3 separate regions of the Homo sapiens genome follow, and regions 2 and 3 are each linked to region 1. A link is a contact called in ENCODE Hi-C or POLR2A ChIA-PET data. All regions are on one chromosome and are shown on one strand. Each heading gives the region's core, a stretch centred on a gene start or an enhancer-like site at or near the end of the contact. The rest is flanking DNA. Distances are from core to core; before and after follow the strand shown.

Region 1 (2,936 bases), core at 274-2,773:
GCTCATCCAGCAAATAGGGCAGGGGGACATTAAGGGCTGGCAGCAATGTAACAGTGTAGGTCACATCAAAGGAAGGGTTGGTAGGGCTGTATTTCCACAGTGAGGGCTGTGTTGGGGTTGGGGTCAGGGCAGAGCAGGGCAGTAGGCTGGGAAAGTTGGGGCTGGGTTATGAAGAGCCCCATGTGCTGAACTGGGGAACTTGTGCTTTATCCTGGTGGGTGCTGGGGCATGCAAGCTTCTGAGCAAAGCTGGGTGAGGATCAGATTCCTGCTTCAGAATGGTGGCTCTGGAGGAGAGACCCGGGCTGGGGCAAGGGTGGAGGCAGGAAACCCTATTAGGAGGGGCAGGAGGGCCCAGAGAGGGCAGAATGAGGGCCTGCCGGAGGAGGAGGAGGAGTTGGCTTTGGGAGCCATTTCAAAAGAATCCAGGACTTGGCTGTGGGTGGAGGAGAGAGGGAGGAGTCACAAGACCGCCCTAAGGTGAGCAGTGTGAATGGAGGCAGTTTGGGGCAGGGGTAGGTAGGATGCTGTGGTTCCGGATAGGTGAGTTTTAAGAGCCTACAGACACCCAGGTAGAAATGGATTCTCAATGGGAAGAAGAGTCCCGGAGCTCAAGTGAGTGTGGTGTTGGACAGGGAGGCCTGGATAGCAGCGCTGCTTGGGAATGGTATTTTCTAGGGAACACGAACAGAGAAGGCAAAGGGGCCAAAAACAGTCCTGGGAACACTGAGTCTCAGTGGGGAAGGCAGGGGAAGGCAGGGGCGGGGCGGGGGGCGGGCAAGAAGAACCTCCCAAGAGGCAGAGGAGAGGCCAGAAGGGCGGATGAAAACCAGCTTCCAGAAGGCCATGGGCGGCAGCATGGGCCCTCCTGGGAAAGTGTGAAAGGCCAAGGCCCCAAAACACCACAGGGTGTAGCAGTGAGGGCTGGTTCAGGTGAGAACAGCGGCATGAAGTTGCCCAACTTGGGGTTGGAAATCACAGTTTGGGAGCGGCTCCAATCCAAACCATGACACCATACGGGATCTTTCAGCCACTTGCAGGGGCGGAGCTGGCGGCGGGATTGACCTGGGATTGGGGATTGGCGGGGTGGGGAGCTGGTGGGGTCCGGCGGAAAGGGGAGGACGTGAACTTGGGCGGGTTGCCCTGGAGAGGCCTGTAGATGCTGGGCAGGTGGGAAGGCAGGTTTCCAGGTGGCAGCGGGTGGAGAGGAGGTGGGGGACTTGTGGTCAGAGAGCGCCCCTGGCGGGGATTTGGGGATCAGCATGCAGGAAGCTCTGGTGATGACACCCCAGGGGCGTGTGTGAAACGGATTCAGGCTGCCAAGCGTTATTCACTGTGGAGAGATTGTCATCACCAGAGCCGTGTCTAAAGGATTTAGCCAGGGCTGGATACGGAAAACAGAATGGAAGGGGGCTTTGGGAGACCAGCCCACCTCACAAGAAAGAGCTGAGAGCCTAGATTTGGGCCAGCGGGGGTAGTCTCTGGACGGAGGGCGGCACGGGGCTGGAGGAGGAGCGTTTTATGATGCGGCCGTGGGTGCTGGCCTTGGCTGGGGCTTGTGGCGACTGGGTGCCGTGACGTGGGGGTGGACCGGGTAGAGCGGGGTCGGCAGGGGGCCGAGTCCGGGCGCCCCCCGCATCCTGACCTGTCTCCCACACAGGGTTCGTGGGCCCCCAAGAAGGAGCCGTACGCCCGGGAGATGCTGGCGATCTCCTTCATCTCGGCCGTCAACCGCAAGCGCAAGAAGCGGCGGGAGGCGCGGGGGCTGGGCAGCAGCACCGACGACGACTCGGAGCAGGAGGCGCACAAGCCTGGGGCGGGGGCCACAGCGCCGGGGACTCAGGAGCGGCCGCAGGGGCCGCTGCCTGGCGCCGTCGCCCCCGAGGCCCCCGGACGCCTCAGTCCCCCGGCGGCGCCGGAGGAGCGGCCGGCCGCGGACACGCGCTCCATTGTGTCGGGCTACTCCACCCTGTCCACCATGGACCGCAGCGTGTGCTCGGGCGCTAGCGGTCGGCGGGCAGGGGCGGGGGATGAGGCGGACGACGAGCGTAGCGAGCTGAGCCACGTGGAGACGGACACTGAGGGCGCGGCGGGCGCGGGGCCTGGGGGGCGCCTGACACGCCGGCCGTCCTTCAGCTCGCACCACCTCATGCCCTGCGACACTCTGGCGCGCCGCCGCCTGGCCCGGGGCCGCCCAGACGGCGAGGGCGCGGGCCGGGGCGGTCCCCGCGCCCCGGAGCCGCCCGGCTCGGCGTCGTCCAGCAGCCAGGAGTCGCTGCGGCCCCCGGCGGCGGCGCTGGCCTCCCGGCCCTCGCGCATGGAGGCGCTGCGTCTAAGGCTCCGCGGCACGGCGGACGACATGCTCGCCGTGCGCCTGCGGCGGCCGCTGTCGCCCGAGACCCGGCGGCGCCGGAGCAGCTGGCGCCGCCACACCGTGGTGGTGCAGAGCCCGCTGACTGACCTCAACTTCAACGAGTGGAAGGAGCTGGGCGGAGGGGGCCCCCCGGAGCCTGCGGGCGCGCGGGCGCACAGTGACAACAAGGACTCCGGACTCAGCAGCCTGGAGTCCACCAAGGCGCGGGCCCCGTCGTCCGCTGCCTCGCAGCCGCCCGCGCCCGGGGACACGGGGTCCCTGCAGAGCCAGCCCCCGCGCCGCTCGGCCGCCTCCCGCCTGCATCAGTGTCTGTGATCCCCACCTCCCGCGCCGCTCGGGCGCCACCCCTCCCTAGAGCCCCTTTGGAACCAGGAGGCTTCACCAGCCTGCACCTCCTCTTCTGTGGCCCCTGGGTGCATGGTGTGGGTGGAGGGCGCAGCAGGCAGTGTCTCTAGTTGGTGTGCTGGAACTGGCAGGGCAGAGGAGAAGGCTGGGGCCGGACTAATTGAATGGAAGGGGGTTCCAGAGGTGATGAGCAGAAGAGGAGGGGGCGTGGGCTGCTG
Region 2 (2,936 bases), core at 135-2,634, 48 kb after region 1:
GTGCTTTTAGATCTCCTTTAATTTTCCTTTAATGTCTCGGTAAAGTTGCTTTTGAAAATTCCAACCCCCCTCCTCTGGGCTGAATGAAAAGGGACAAGGAAAGGATAGAAAATCTGGAGAAATGGAATTCCCTGGGTGAGGAGAGATGACACCTGCCAGTCTGCTTGGAGATCTGGCTGGAGTCCTCACTAAGTTATCACACCTAGAGTGATGGGGTGGCCCCTTACCCTATTTCAGCCACATGGTGTCATGGGAATTGTTGCCTTGGGCCTTGCTAAAATGCACATGTACCACCAGGCTATGTGGGCCTCAGGCTGAGGAGCAGCAACCCATCTCAAGGAGCCCGTCGCAAGAGGCTCATTTATGACTTAGTGAGGAAGCTGGGCTCCAAGGAGCAGCCTCTCCTGGCTCCCGGAGTCACTGGCCAGTACAACTCAACCCCTTGTTGAAAAGAGAGGTGAAAAACTTAATGCTGGGTACAGATGAGGACACTGGGGCACAGAGAGGGGCAGGAACTGCCCTGATCACTCAGCCTCTCAGTGCTGGCACTGGACTCCAGGTCCCCTAGTGCCCTGTGTCACCAAGAGAGGGCCCAAAGGAAGGAGCAGGGCCTCTGTCTCAGATCCTTATCACTGGCGAGGGAAAGCAGGGTGGGTGCTCACTCCCTGAATGGACACTGAAAGGCAGCGTCTCCCTTCAAAGGTGCCAGACAATGGAATGGTTGGCCAGACAGCCATTTGCTAAATTTGGATCAGAAGACTGTCTTCTGTTAACCCCTCCATGCCTAAGCATGCGGAGGCACAGTGTTCGCGATTCCTCCTTCCTTCTGAAAACACTACAGCCCTGTTCCAGCTGCACTAGGAAGGAAGGTGGGTTTTCCTTGGCTATATCTGGACTCAGAGATCAGGGAATCGGATCTCCAATGATGGCTGGTCAGCGCCAGGCTGGAGCAGTGACGGCACCTGAACGCTGCACCTGAACTCACTACCCAAGGGTCACTTTGCACGGGTCACAGGCCAAAATGAAAGTAGGCAGAGGGCAGAGGGAAATCAGGCAGCTGGCCACATGACAGTGAAGCTGCAGGCCACAGGAAGCCTGAGTGTGGATCATTATGAAGCAAGACCATAGCAAAAGCAGGCATCAAGCCAGAAAAAAGAAATCAGGAATAATGCCAGCCGGTCAAAAGTTTGTGGGTCACAGTGAAATCAGGCCAGAGGAGAATGAAATCAGGCTTCAGAACAGACCAACGCCACCTGTGACTCAGAGGGAAGGGAGCTGCGCCTCCCAGGGAAACCAGGTTGCGGGTCACTCCAGCCGCACCCCCACCCCTCCCTCCGCCGCGGGCCCAGCCTCACTTGAGCTGCTGGGTAATAAGCTCCTCGTCGTTGAGATAGCGCAGCCGTTCCTCTTCCACCAGGGTGCGCTGCCGCTGCAGCGGGTCCTCCTGCCGCCGCGCCGCCTCCGACACGCGCATGCTCAGCTCTGCCTCCGTGCGCTTCAGCAGCGCGCGCACCGACTCCTGGTTCTGTAGCTGCGGGACGCACGGACGGATGGACCCGGGTGGGGGGAGCGGAGCCGCGAGGCAGGGGAAGGGCCGGGAGAAGGCGGGTAGAGGACTGCCCAATCCAGGGCGGGGCTCTGCAGAAGAAGCGGCTGCTTGGCTCCGCCTCAGGCAGCAGCGAAGGGGTGGGATGGCGAAGGGCAGGGGCGGGATGGCGAAGGGCAGGGGCAGAGGGCTAAGTTCTGGGGAAGAACAGAGGCAGGAGGAGAACGGATGGGGATCGTGGAGAGGGGAGCGTTAAAATGGGCCATGCAAAGGGGGAGCTGCATGGCTGTGGCCGCGAGCAGGGGTGGTATTGCAGGGGGAGGAGGGCAAGGTTAAGTTCTGGGGAATATGAGGCAGGAGAAGGGGTTGGGAATATTTGCGGGACAGGGTGTAGCCCTATGTAGGTCCCTGCCGACAGTGCGGCCGCATGGCTATGGCTTCCATCATCCCGGAATGGGGACGGGACTGGAATGAAGGACTCAAGCGCTGGCATTTGATAGAGCTTCTATGGCTGGGACAGGAAGACTAAGTTGATGATCGATCCAACCCTGTTCCAAGCCTGAATGGCGGGGGTGGGCAAGATCTTACCCGTTGCCCAGATGGCAATTCTCTGCCCCCTCCCCAGCCTGTCTCTGCTAATTATCCTCACCTGACGGCCCCTGGGCCTGCTTGAGGAGCGGACTCGGCGATGCCAAGCTCCTGACAGGTGGGACCATCTGCCAAGCAGGGCCGGGGAGACTGTTGGGGCTCAGGAGGGAGGAGCTGAGAGGACTTGGGGGAAGGGCTCTCGCTGACTCAGGGAAAGGGATGCAGGGCAGGAAGGAACTGGAACTGCCCCGAGGGATACTGACGACGGAGGGGCTCAGTGGGTGACTGGGGCTCCAGGAGGGCGATGGGGACTCAGGGAAGGAGAAGGAGGGCTCAATGAGGGGGTCACGGGCGAGGGATAAGGCCTTGGTGAGGAAGTGGAGGTTCAGCGAGGGAGCGGAAGCTCAAGAAAGGGGAAGGGGAGAAAGGGTTCGGAGAGAGGCCAGTGAGCGGCGAAGGACTCGGGCGTGGAAGCTCTGGGAAAAGGATGAGGTAGTAGGGGATGGGGCGGGACTTGCGGCAAGGGACTTCTACCAGTAGGTGGGCGTTGGTGGGGCGGGGCCCAGGACGGGGCGGTACCTGGAGCTTGCGCAACTGCTGGAGCTGGCCGCGCAAGTCACTGGCGCTGTTCTGCAGGCCTCGCAGGTGAAGCTGCATCTGCAGCCGGCTAACGGCGGTAGGCTGACCTGCGGGGGTGCTGCTGGCCGAGGGCGGGGGCGGGCCGGACACCGGGGTGGCCCCGCTGCTCCGGCCGCCTGACCCACAGGCTGCAGAGGACCACGAGGATGGGAGAAAGTGAACA
Region 3 (2,936 bases), core at 253-2,752, 35 kb before region 1:
CAGACTTTGAGTTCCTATCCGGCCACATATCAAGCACGTGGCTTTGGGCACCCCACTTACCTTCCCTGAGCCTCACTTTCTGATCTGTACGATGGGAACAATGTTATCCTACCCCAAGGGCTGCTGTGGATTAAGTGAGGGTGAAGTCGAGGCGGGACTGGCGCTCCTCTGTGGAGAATGACTAAGGCCGCCCTGCTCGGGAGCCTCCGTGGAGGTTCTGGGGAGTTAGTGGTAAGGGAGCCAGGGCAGCCCTGCCCTCCTGGGGCTCCTGTCGCTCCTGTTGAGCAGAGAGAACGCATGTGGCGTCATGGTTCCCAGTGCACAGACTGCCGTGATGCCGGGGTGCGGGGGCGGGTGGGCGTGGGTAGGGAGGTATCCAGAGGCTGAGACACGAAAGGGTGAGAAGCCACAAAACTGGGAGACAGTGGAGGGGCCTGACAGGGAAGATGTCTCCTTAGAGGGTCCTGGGGAGAGGGGTGCTGGGAGCCAGGGCGAGAGGTGGAAGATGAGCTGGGGAATTGGGTGCCTGCCCAGAGTGTGGGGCCTTGATACCCAGGAAGAGCCTGTCCAGGGTTTTATTATTTTATTTTATTTTATCTATTTTTGAGACGGAGTTTCACTCTGTTGCCCAGGCTGGAGTACAGTGGTACGATCTCAGCTCACTGCAACCTCCGCCCCCCAGGTTCAAGCAATTCTTGAGCCTCAGCCTCCTGAGTAGCTAGGACTACAGGCGCCTGCTACCACACCCAGCTAATTTTTGTAGTTTTAGTAGAGACTGGGTTTCACTATGTTGGCCAGGCTGGTCTTGAACTCCTGACCTCAAGTGAGCTGCCTGCCTTGGCCTCCCAAAGTGCTTGGATTACAGGCGTGAGCCACCGTGCCCAGCTCTGTCCAGGGTTTTAAATGTGGGCTGGGGATGGCAGGAGACTGGGGTTATGTCTGTGACAGGAGGAGCCAATCCCATTGCCCTTGTCCAGGTGAGTGAGGCTGGGGGCCCTGACCCAAGGCAGTGGTGTGAGGCCGGGTGGAGCAGACACTTTAGAGAGAGATTCCAGGGGAAGGAGGGCCAGGGCTTGCCGGCTGCTGGGAGGTATGGAAGGAGGAGGAGGCGATAAGGTTCCTGGATTCCTGGCTTGGGCTGAGGGAGGGTGGTGGGTGGTGGGACCCTCCCTGGGCCATGGCATACTGGAGGAACAGGTTTGGGGAGAGGAAGCCAAGTGGCTCCACTGGGGCTATGTGAGTCTGAGGGCCCTGGGACAGACCCCAGTGGAGGTGTCCTGGGGACAGAGGCTCTGAGGGCGTGGCACTAGAGGGAGGCCCACCTGGGGATGGCCTTTGTCTGTCAGCACCGACGAGTTACCTGTGCCTCTGTGCAGGGGCTTGAAGGAAGAAGGCAAGAGACCCGGCTGAGCCTTGAGAGAAGTGGGGGGGCCGGGGAGGCTGACAGAGACCAAAAAGAGCCAGCAAGTTGGCAGTGACCCATGGGGTGGGAGCCATGAGGCAAGGAGGGACCAGCCATGTGCACTGTGCGAGGAGAGCCACGTGTGGGCCAGCCCTTCCAGTCTAACGTGTGAGCCACATGAAGGGTCCTTGTGAGGGTGGCTGGCTCCCCCTGCCGGGGAGCCTGACCCTCAGCTCCTGGGGGCCCTGAGCCCAGTTCAGGGACAGGAGCTGTCCCCTTCCTGCTCACTGGCCAGTTCTGGAGGACCAGGCCTCCACTCCCTTGCTGGCCAAAACCCGATATCACTTGTTCTCTTGGTGCCGTGGCCTGGACGTTAGAGGAGAGTCTTCAAGTCAGCCTCAGGCCCTTGGTCCACCCAGGCCGTGGGCACCCTCTCTGTGCTCCCTCCCAGCCCCAGCCTCTTTCAGAGACACGGACTGTCAGGCAGAGGAGGGAAAGGGACAGTGACTTGTCCCCGCAGCCTCAGCCCCAGCATGGGAGCTGCATGCAGCCTTGGTGACCAACTCTCTCACTCATTTACCAGCCGGAGACACTGAGGCCTGGGAGTGCGGTTGACTTGTCCTAGGTTATGCCTCTGGTTTAGCCTCAGAGAGGTGCCCTTGTCACCACCTCACTGTCACATTAAAATTCTCCCTGGAGGGCTCTGCTGTCTCCTGCTCTGAATGTCCCTGTCCCCATCCAGCAGTTCTGTGATGAGCAGGGCTCACAGCTCAGGATCCACACGATGGGAGGCCAGATGTGGGCTGTGCCCATCTGCCAGCCACGGGGTCTCTTTGTCTGGTTTGTTCGGAGAGCTGAGGCCTGTGCTGGATGTGGAGCCACCAGCCAGCAGAGAGGAGCTCTTGGTCTGATGGGAGATGGAGCTCCTGCCCTCAGGGTGCTCCAAGGATCATTAATTCATTTATTCAACAAATATTGATGAGCCCTTGCATGCTGCTGCTGTAGGCCCTGGGATATGGAAATGAGAGGACGGACAAGCTCCCTGTCCCCAGGACAGCCTGAGGCTGCAGTAAGTTCTTGGAAAGGATCAAGCTGATCAGAAGCGGGAGCTGCATTGAGGGAAAAATATGGCCAGAGAAGGCCTCACTGAGGAGGTGACGTTGGTGATGCTGGAGCTCAGATCTGAAGGGGAAGAAGGAAGCAGCCACATATAGAAGTGAGGGAGGGGGCTTAGGCAAAAGGAACAGCAAGCGGAGAGGCCCTGAGAAAGGAAAGGCTTGGCTCGCTCACCTGCAAGGGCCCCCTGGCTTGACATAGTGAGAAAGGTGTGAAGATGAATTTGGAGAAAGGCAGGGACAGACCACAGGAGACCTTAGATTTGATTCTGAGGGCGATGGGATCCCTTGAGAGGATGCTGAGCAGGGGAGAGATGTGATCTCCTTTTCATTCTAACATGATCGCTGCAGCTGCTGCTGGAGAATGGTTGCAGGAGCGAGAGTAGAGACTGGGAAGGTCTGTGCATCCTCTAAGCAAG

The links. Hi-C counts contacts between places; a loop is a spot of excess contacts on that map. ChIA-PET counts read pairs that join two places held with the same protein, here RNA polymerase II (POLR2A). Pooled maps may share reads with other maps.
Region 2: a loop to region 1 is called in a map of dorsolateral prefrontal cortex, with 2.2 times the contacts of the local background. The contact joins two enhancer-like sites. A Hi-C loop is called at or near these places in 5 of 168 maps with a recorded cell type or tissue (CD8-positive, alpha-beta T cell, Caco-2, HepG2 and 2 more), 7 of 37 single-sample maps with no recorded cell type and 16 of 50 pooled maps. POLR2A ChIA-PET finds 5 or more read pairs at or near these places in 12 of 52 experiments (Caco-2, GM10248, H1 and 7 more).
Region 3: a pooled map shows a loop between it and region 1 (2.2-fold over the local background). The contact joins two enhancer-like sites. A Hi-C loop is called at or near these places in 1 of 50 pooled maps. POLR2A ChIA-PET finds 5 or more read pairs at or near these places in 3 of 52 experiments (A549, BJ and OCI-LY7).

Annotation. Positions count from the first base shown.
Region 1 is chr17:38,508,285-38,511,220 of GRCh38, forward strand. It overlaps ARHGAP23 (Rho GTPase activating protein 23), which reads left to right. Exons shown (of 24, transcript NM_001199417.2): 24 at 1,660-2,936. The coding sequence ends at 2,688. Among named protein-coding and RNA genes, the nearest start is that of ARHGAP23, 81 kb to the left of the region's middle. RefSeq lists enhancers at 472-1,299, 1,300-2,116. Within about 2 kb of position 1,524, at least 3 of the 41 ENCODE cell types and tissues checked have a DNase peak (open chromatin) inside an H3K27ac peak, as active enhancers do; they include dorsolateral prefrontal cortex, where a contact is called at or near this core.
Region 2 is chr17:38,556,872-38,559,807 of GRCh38, forward strand. SRCIN1 (SRC kinase signaling inhibitor 1) reads right to left here. Exons shown (of 19, transcript NM_025248.3): 10 at 2,714-2,901; 11 at 1,356-1,531. Among named protein-coding and RNA genes, the nearest start is that of SRCIN1, 48 kb to the right of the region's middle. Within about 2 kb of position 1,385, at least 19 of the 41 ENCODE cell types and tissues checked have a DNase peak (open chromatin) inside an H3K27ac peak, as active enhancers do; they include dorsolateral prefrontal cortex, where a contact is called at or near this core.
Region 3 is chr17:38,473,334-38,476,269 of GRCh38, forward strand. The region is part of intron 11 of ARHGAP23 (Rho GTPase activating protein 23); the gene reads left to right. Among named protein-coding and RNA genes, the nearest start is that of ARHGAP23, 46 kb to the left of the region's middle. Within about 2 kb of position 1,503, at least 3 of the 41 ENCODE cell types and tissues checked have a DNase peak (open chromatin) inside an H3K27ac peak, as active enhancers do.